Regions from separate parts of the Homo sapiens genome. Here region 2 is linked to region 1. A link is a loop called in an ENCODE intact Hi-C map of the cell type or tissue named here. Cell type or tissue: CD4-positive, alpha-beta T cell. All regions are shown on one strand. Each heading gives the region's core, and the rest is flanking DNA. Links, peaks and the distances in the headings are about the cores only.

The links. A loop is a pair of places that touch in the nucleus more often than their neighbours do. Peaks named below come from ENCODE experiments on the same cell type or tissue, not always from the same donor. Only the 100,000 strongest peaks of a DNase experiment are listed, where the experiment ranks them.
Region 2: it touches region 1 in a loop (12-fold over the local background); 2 of 110 quality-filtered maps call a loop at or near these places.

The regions. Positions count from the first base shown.
Region 1 is chrX:100,818,618-100,823,111 of GRCh38, reverse strand. It overlaps CSTF2 (cleavage stimulation factor subunit 2), which reads right to left and starts at 2,721. Exons shown (of 14, transcript NM_001325.3): 1 at 2,638-2,721; 2 at 1,507-1,585; 3 at 692-861. The coding sequence starts at 2,695. It overlaps LOC124900498 (small nucleolar RNA SNORA9), which reads left to right and starts at 360; the gene lies at 360-492. RefSeq lists enhancers at 2,490-2,649, 2,930-2,979, 2,990-3,049. In CD4-positive, alpha-beta T cell, for the core only: no CTCF peak of the experiment used is centred there; DNase peaks (open chromatin) are centred at 2,771 and 3,041; H3K4me3 peaks cover 1,755 bases; H3K27ac peaks cover 1,283 bases.
Region 2 is chrX:101,797,509-101,802,002 of GRCh38, reverse strand. No RefSeq gene overlaps it. Among named protein-coding and RNA genes, the nearest start is that of ZMAT1, 130 kb to the left of the region's middle. In CD4-positive, alpha-beta T cell, for the core only: a CTCF peak has its summit at 2,522 (motif pointing right); a DNase peak (open chromatin) is centred at 2,452.

The DNA.
Region 1 (4,494 bases), core at 302-4,301:
GTTCTCAGAGGAAAGCTGGGGATCATGATCACATGGAAGGACAATGTTAACCTAAGTTAGAGAACTAGGCACATTGACTTCTTTTAACAAGTCATTTCAGAAACAAAAGGTTAAAAGAGAAAAATACGCTAACTTCAAAAATTCCTGAAAAGAGTGACAGGAATGACTAATGCCACAGTTAGTACTACTAATGGCTTGATGAATTTGAATTCATCTTTAACTGGAAATAACTCCTTAGCAATGGAAATTCTTTTTTTTTTTTTTTTTTTTGAGACAGAGTCTCACTCTGTCGCCCAGGCTGGAGCAACTGAAGAATTTCTAATGTCAACTTTATCTGTTTCTTAAAGATATACACTTACTAGCAAGCCTCCAGCATGCTTAGGTCTGCAGTGACCCTATGCATCCCTACAGTGCTTGCCAGAACAGTTTTGAAACGGTTTGAGGCCTTGCCCTGCTCCATCCAGAGCAAGGGTATAGAAATTTCAGACAATTACTTGAAAAAAAATTTATAAAAAGTTTTTAAAAAGATATATATAATACTTGCCTAACTCAGGCACATCAGGTCAGTCAAGTAATAAACAAGCTGCGTGGCTAACCATTTCAGCATATTCTAAAACATATCAGAAATGGAAAATCTTCATTGTTACATCTTTACTAACTCATACTGCATCCAAGTTGGATTTGTACTCACTCTTCAGCTCTTCTTTGTTCTTTTCACTGGCAGCATTGTCCACTCGAAGTGCTCTCCCACTGAATTCGCGCCCATTCAGGTTCCGCATGGCACTAAGTGCTGTCTCTTGGTCTTGGTATTCACAGAAGCCATAACCCTTTGGCTTTCCTGTCTCTCTATCGTATACCAATCTGGAGAGCAGAACCAAGTGTCAGGAACAAATGTTACACACATACAGGGTTCCTGCTAACATTGCCATGCTTTAATTGGGCCCACTGTAACATAAATAACCTTATATCTCTGACAGCCTCACAGAAATATTTTTTAAAACTTTTTTTTTTTTTTTCCTGAGATGGAGTCTTGCTCTGTTGCCCAGGCTGGAGTGCAGTGGCATGATCTTGGCTCACTGCTATCTCTGCCTCCCGGGTTCAAGCAATTCTCCTGTCTCAGCCTCCTGAGTAGCTGGGACTACAGGCATGGGCCACCACGGCGGCTAATTTTTGTATTTTTAGTAGAGACAAGGTTTCACCACATTGGTCAGGCTGGTCTCGAACTCCTGACCCCAGGTGATCCGCCTGCCTCGGCCTCCCAAAGTGCTGGGATTACAGGCTTGAGTCACTATGCCCTGCCTAAAAAACATTTTTAACGAAAAAAACATATTTTAGGTAAGAATAAATGTCAATTGTATAGTGTATCAATTATATCTCAATAAAGCTGTTACAAGAACAAAATGTATGTGAAAAGTCACCAGTAAAGAAAACCTGCCATTATTACTAAGAGCCAAATCTGTGGTGATTTTTAAGAAGCTCCCACCATGAAGGAAAAGGGGATCTCACCTGAAACTAACAACAGGTCCAACCTCAGAAAAGATGTCCTTCAACTGCTCTTCAGTAGCTTCATAAGGAATGTTCCCCACTAAGGAAGAAAATAGGTAACATTAAAATTCTGAGTTTATAACATAGATCTTTAGTGAGAAAGTAAACTTATATCATCAAATATAAGACTCAAAATAGTGTTCTCCAATCCCAATTCCATTGTATTTCTTCAGACCTCTTAACAAAGGAAATATACCACTGAAACTAAATACAAAATGTGTAGGTACTCTCAAATGTTAGTTCTCAGACTGATCTGACACGTGTTAGATTTTCCTTAACTTTGGTGCAAATAAATACTTTGGCACTGGTATTTACCTAAAGATCTGCAAGTCTCATCAGTGACTACAAAAAATATCAATGTTATTTAATATAATTTTTAAAACAGGTTCCTATGTATTTCCACACATACAACATTTAAGGGAGAATGACGATGAATGTAGTGAAAGATGTTTAAAAAGTATTCTGAACTACTTTGTCATGTCCCTTTCAAATGGTACTCTAAAATAATCACACGTATTTTTAAAAACAACTTATTTCAGCCAAAAAGATAATTCAGAATCGTTTCGATCCTTTTTAAAATTCCTCTGAGGAGATCTTAATAGTTCATTCATTCATTCACTTACAAGCCATCTCAGGACACCAGGTGGCCGCTACCACTATTGATGCACTAAAATGTTACAGATAAAAAGCAAAGGATGAAAGTCCTTAGGAGAGGACAGTAAGTGGACACTAGGATCTATACCCTCAGCATATAGTCTGTATTCTGGGGCAGAGGATGAGAAGTAGTACGGGACAGTGAGGAGCTGTTACCGTGAGCCTTCTCCTCTAGAGAATAATTGAAGCTCATGAAAGGAGAAACGCACAGAAGCTGAACGCTAGTCTAACTTCCCCACTGATATTGCGGAAAGCCTACGAGACCTCGGCAGAATGGGAATATCTCTTTGCTCATGAGTCCACCAGGTTGGACGCCCTACAGGATAAGCAGGGAGAACTGCACGTCCGAACCGTCAGCGGCTCCGGTAGCGATTCATGAGATAGAAGGTGCAGAGGGGAGTCCCTCCCCGAAGCTTGACTACAACGAATTCCTCTCACCGAACACAGAACGTAGAGAACGATCCACCGCTGGGTCTCTCACAGTCAAACCCGCCATAGCTCTGTTGAGTCGGCTTCCGGTGCGCCAAAGCACACTTCCGTACGGAGCACAAGCCCAGCGCTGAGCACGCTTCCGTACGGCGCGTGAGCCGGAAGGGCCTGGGCGGAACGGACGCAGAGCCCCTCCCCTGGAGACATTCTGTTAGCCGCAGGCGCGAGTTGCGTCCACCGGAGGGCTATATTCTCACTCCTGAGATTAACTCTGTTCCGAGCCAGATGCAGGCGAGTCCAGGCTAATTTGAAGGGTTTCAGCCTGCAGACTTCCTTCTTATTAATTTTCTCTTAGGTTGATGCAAGTACTCCTCAACCACAATAAAGGCGCAGCGGCTTTACCATGGTAACAGGGAAGTCCTTTGCTGACAACTGTGGGGCTTGCATTTTAGTTCCGCCCTATCAAGGGAGGGAAATGCTTGGGCCCGTCCCAGCAGCGTGCATATTATTTGCTAAACCTGTTCGTGTGTGGAGTGAGATGAGGAAAGGGCATGCCAGCCGAGAGAAGCATAGTTAAAGAAATGGGAGAGGTAAAGGGAGAACAGACCTCTGTCCTCGTGTAGTCCGTGGGTTCCATGTGCTTCGTGGTGGGGCGGTGCGGCAGGGGATTCTGGCAGGCAGAGTATCGGAAACAGAAAACGTCATTCATCGGTTTTTCCACACTTTGGTGCCCACGCGCCTGGGATATGGCATGCAGGGCAGGTCGTTGTATCATCCCGGAAAGGCAGACCCTGCCGGGGTTGGAGGAAATCCAGGGGGCACCTCAGGAGGACAGGGTTAGGGGATAAGCAAAGGAAGGAGCCAAGAGCGCTACCTTTGAGGGACTTGTCCGAAAAAGGAAGACGGTAAAATAGCCACGGAATTGGAGGCATGGACGTTTTTATTAATTCCACATGTATTAAAAGTATATGGGCCGGGCGCGGTGGCTCATGCCTGTAATGCCAACACTTTGGGAGGCCGAGGCGGGCGCATCACCTGAGGTCGGGAGTTGGAGACCAGCCTGGCCAACATGGAGAACCCCTTTTCTACTAAAAATACAAAATTAGCCGGGCGTGGTGGCGCATGCCTGTAATCCCAGCTGCTCAGGAGGCTGAGGCCAGAGAATCGCTTGAACCCGGGAGATGGATGTTGCGGTGATCCGAGATCTGCCATTGCGCTCCAGCCTGGGCAACAAGAGCGAAACTCCATCTCCAAAATAAAAGTATATGAAATATGATAAATATTTAGAAAAAATTAATAAGTGCTAGTTTACACCATGAAGCATATCACTTTAAGAAGTAATTCTGGTAAAGATGGAAAGTTTGAGAAGAGTATACCCATTTCCATGACTCTAGAGTCCCATTTGCAATCACTGTGTGACCAAGAGGACACCTTGTGTAATGGAATGGTCCAAAAGGAGATTTACAGCTCTGTAGAAGGCACAGTTTCAAAGAGTTTTGGTGTGTCATTGTTCCGTTGTGGTGAACTTTTGCTAAATGCATGTACGGCTGAGTATATTTCTAACTCAGTGTTTGGCAAACTTACATAAACAAAAGATTAACCTGGGGTCTTTGAGTAAGAGTATAGATTCCTGGGGCTCCACCCCAGCCCTATGGAATGGGACTCCAGGGAAAGAACTTGGGAATCGTTATATTTAAACAAGTGCCACTGGCGATTCTTAGGGTCAGGTAATTTGAGTAGCATTGTAGTTATTGAGGTAGCTTTATGGCAGCATTTAAGACACGCATGCTTTCTTATGAAATTTCCCTTAAAGTAGTTCTCAAAGTTCTCAACCCTTGTGGAGGAGCATTTTTGGAAATGTACAGT
Region 2 (4,494 bases), core at 129-4,128, 980 kb before region 1:
GCAATGTGGGTAAGAAATGATAGTTGTAAACTTTTCTGGTATTGTGCTGAACTTTGGCATGCCCACATGGGAAAATACTTAGACAACTCCCCTTAGTGATGATGTTTGTGGAGAAGAAATCCTGTCCTAGGCTAGGAGGCATGTTGATTGGCAGTTCCTGAAGTAGCGAATAAATCAGATGAAAGTACAAGTTTTAGACATTGGGAAAGTGACATGGAGGAAGGAAATTCTTGTTTATCAAAGCTTGAGTTACATCTAAGGAATTTTATATTGTATCTCTTCTAAATATGATAATAAATTCAAGGTAGGTAATAAGGATCGCTTACGAGAAATGAGGAAAGCCAAGACTTAAGAGGCTAAGTAAGTTACCCTTAGTGCCAAGTCTGTAAAACACAGGCCAGGGACTCTAAAACCCAAGCCTTTCTCACTATGATGTCTTCCTGGGCTTTGAATGGTTTCTATCTAAAATCTTCTCATAAAGTGGCAATCTTTACACTCCTGTGAATCTTAAAAACTTTTACAATGAACTGTATTGATTTCTTCATCATTAAAATCCATGAGATTTTAACATTTAAAGTTGCATTAAAAATTGGAGGGGAAATTATCCACATATACCTCAGAAACCACTTTACATGCCAGGAACTCTCTTTAACCAGAAGAGAAACAAATGAAAATTTAAAATCTCATAGAAAATTAGAGGAATGCAATTAAACTTATGAGAAGATATCCAATAGCAATGAATACACAACTAAAAATTCAGGTACCCTTATTCTCAGCTAGGGAAGGTAAATTGCATGACAAAGTTTGCAGTCATCCCATTTTCATGAAGAATATGTGTATATACATGCTGTCTGTTCAGGCTGCTATAACAAAATGCCACAGTCTGGGTGACTTAAATGACAGACATTTATTTCTGATAGTTCTGGAGGCTGGAAAGTCCAAGACCAAGTGTCAGTAGAGTCAGCGTCTGGTGATGGCTCTTTTCATGGCTTGTAGACAGCCACTTTCTTGCTGTTTGCTCACATTACCCTTGGTGCATACTCGTGAAGAAAGAAAGAGATCTCTCTCTCTCTTCCTCTGCTTATAAGGGCGTCAATCCCATCATGAGGGTCCCACTCTCATGGTCTAATCTAAACTTAATTGTACCCCAAAGGCCCCACCTCCAAATACTATCACCTTGGAAGCTAGGGCTTCAATGCGTAAATTTGGGAGGATAGAAACATTCATCTCATAACACATGTTCACACATTGTACATCTTTATGTATTTTGTACATACATATTTCCATATATATTCTCAGGAACATTTCTTTCTATGGAGAAAAAAAATCATCTGTTGAATATGCTCTGCACCATTAACAAAGGATACCTCAGCAGAGTGAAGGAGGTAGATACAGGATTGTTTCATTTCCACATTAGCATGTCTTTTGCTCAGTTTCTTTCAATTACAAACATATATTAGTTTTGTGATTTAGGAAAGTAATTGTTATAAATTTGTGAAAAAATAAAAACTTATTATAATCTAATCTCAGGAATTTATTTTGTATAAGTCTACTGACCTGGAAAGCAATTTGCACTTAGTAATATAAATAATGTAGTATAAAAAACAAGGAGATCCTGCCATTTGCCACAACAAGGATGGACCTGGAGGTCATTATACTAAATGAAATAAGCCAGACACAGAAAGACAAATATTGCACAGTCCCACTTATGTGTCAAATGTTTTTTAAAGGTCAAATATAGAGAGAGACAAGAAAATAGCGGTTACAAGGGTTAGGGTGGGAGAAGGAAATGGGGAGATGTATACATCAAAGATACAAAGCGCAAACATGTAGGATGAACAAATCAAAAGATCTAACGTCCAATATGAGGAATATAGTAAATAATAGTGTATTGCATTCGGATTTTTGCTAAATGAGTAGATTACAGCTGTTCTTGCCAAAAGAAGGAAAATAGGAAACTCCGTGAGATGATGATGGATATGTTAATCTGTTCCACTACAGTAACCATTTTACTATATGTATCTTATAACATCATGTTGTACATCTTACAATTTATAATGAAATTAATTTTTAAAAAGGAATTCATAGTTAACGGTGAGATTTTTTTAAAAGAGCAAATTACACATTGTATTTACAATATGATTGGCCCCCCCTTATTGTTGATAATACTGCCGTGTGCATAAGTACATGTTATAAATCAACTGTGTTTAAAAGGATATAACCCAAAATACAAAATACAGACACATGCACAAACATGCGCTGATATAGTTTATCAGAGACACTCACACTGGTGGCTTTCTCTTTATTTGAGACAGGGGTGGAACTTCCTGCCAAGAACTCAGAGAGCCAGGCAGCAATAGATTAAGCAGGAAGGGCTGCCTGTGCCATTCAAGCCTCCAGCAAGCCCTGTTTGGCGGGTCAGGCCAGAGGCCCCTCCCTCTCCAGATCCTTACAGAGCCTCCTCCCAGATATTCAGAGATGTAGTTCTGGCTTTGACCAGCAGGTGGCAATTATCTCTATAGTCCACATCTGCTGCGATGGAAAAGTAACAATTTTTGCAAAGAGAGACAAAGACAATATGAAATGAATAATACAAAATATATTTGAAAAATTCATGTGGAGAGAAAAAACTTGAATGTGTATTGCTGTTTTAGTTTTTGATAATGACTTCCAAAGCTGGGTCTCTCACAATTATTCTTCCATTCTGTACGTATTTTTGGGGGGGCTGGGCACTGCCAACTCAAGTCCATTTGTCCATCCCACTCTTTTCTTTGAAGCCCAGACTCTCATTTTCAACTGCCTGCAGGACATACTCATTTGGAGAAAGACGACTGCAATTTGTTTCTACATGTGTGGAGTGAGTGTGTGTTTCTCTAATGTTAAACTGAAGAGTAAAGAATAGGCAGGATAACTCATTAAATAATAAAAAGAAATGGCACAAATAACTTTTCCTCTTCCAAACTCCAAAGGAAAGCATATGCTACAAAAAGTAACACCAAAGCTCACAAGTTACATAAATACGTGTATATTGCATGTTTTCTGTGTATATTTTCAAATAATCCTTAATATAGTTATTCCATTCATTTTACATCAAAATCCCCCGTTGATGGAATGAAGAATTCTGGAACTAACATTTCTAATATCACTTAAAGAAGTGGCATGTTTCGGATGCTTTCTTTTTATTGTTTTTACCTTTTATTTTCAGTTCAGGGTACATGTTTAGGTTTCTTATATAGGAAAATTGCATGCATGTCGCTGTGGTTTGGTGTACAGATTATTTCATCATCCAGGTAATAAGCAGTGTATCCTCTATTAGTCCATTTTCACATTGCTATAAAGAACTTCCCTGAGACTATAATTTATAAAGGAATGACGTTTAATTGACTCACAGTTACACATGGCTGGTCAGGGGGGCCTCAGGAAACTTAAAATCATGGTGGAAGATGAAGGAGATGCAAGTACCTTCTTCACCAGGTGGCAGGAAAAGAGAGAGTGTGAAGGAGAAACTTCCAAACACTTATAAAATCATCAGATCTCGTGAGAACTCACTCACGATCATGAGAACAGCATGGGGGAAACCACCCCCCATGATCCAATCACCTCCGACCAGTTCCTCCCTCAACACCTGGGGATTACAAATCAAGATGAGATTTGGGTTGGAACACAAAGCCAAACCATATCATAACCGATAGGTAGTTTTTTATCCTCACCCTCTCCACACCCTCCACCCCCCAGTAGGCCCTGGTATCTGTTGTTCCTTTCTTTATATCCATATGTACTCCATGTATAGCTCCCACTTATAAGTGAGAACATGTGATATCCGGTTTTCTATTCCTGCATTAGTTTGCTTAGGATAATGACCTCCAGCTCCACCCATGTTGCTGCAAAGGACATGATCTCATTCTTCTTTACGATTGTGTAGTATTCCATGGTGTATATATACCACATTTTCTTTATCCAATCTACCATTGATGGGCATTTAAGTTGATTCCATGTCTTTGCTACTTTGAATAGTGCTTTGCTATTGTGAATGTGTCTTTATGGTAAAACGATTTACATTCTTTTGGGTATATACCCAATAATGGAATTGCTGGGTCAAATGCTAATTCTGTTTTAAGTTCTCTGAGAAATCCACAGTATTTCTACAGTGGCTGAATTAATTTACATTACCACTAGAAGTGTATAAGTTCATTTTTCTCTACAACCTTGTCAGCACCTTTCATTTTTCGACTTTTTAATAGCCATTCTGACTGGTGTGAGATGGTATCTCACTGTGGTTTTGATTTGCATTTTTCTAATGATTCACGATGTTGAGCTTTTTTGCATATACTTGTTGGCTGTGTGTATGTCTTCTTTCGAAAAGTGTTTGTTCACTTTACTATATGTCCTTTGCCCATTTTTGAATGGGATTAGTTGGTTTTTGATTATTGGTTTAAGTTCTTTATAGATTCTGGATATTAGATATTTATGAGATGCATAGTTTGCAAGTATTTT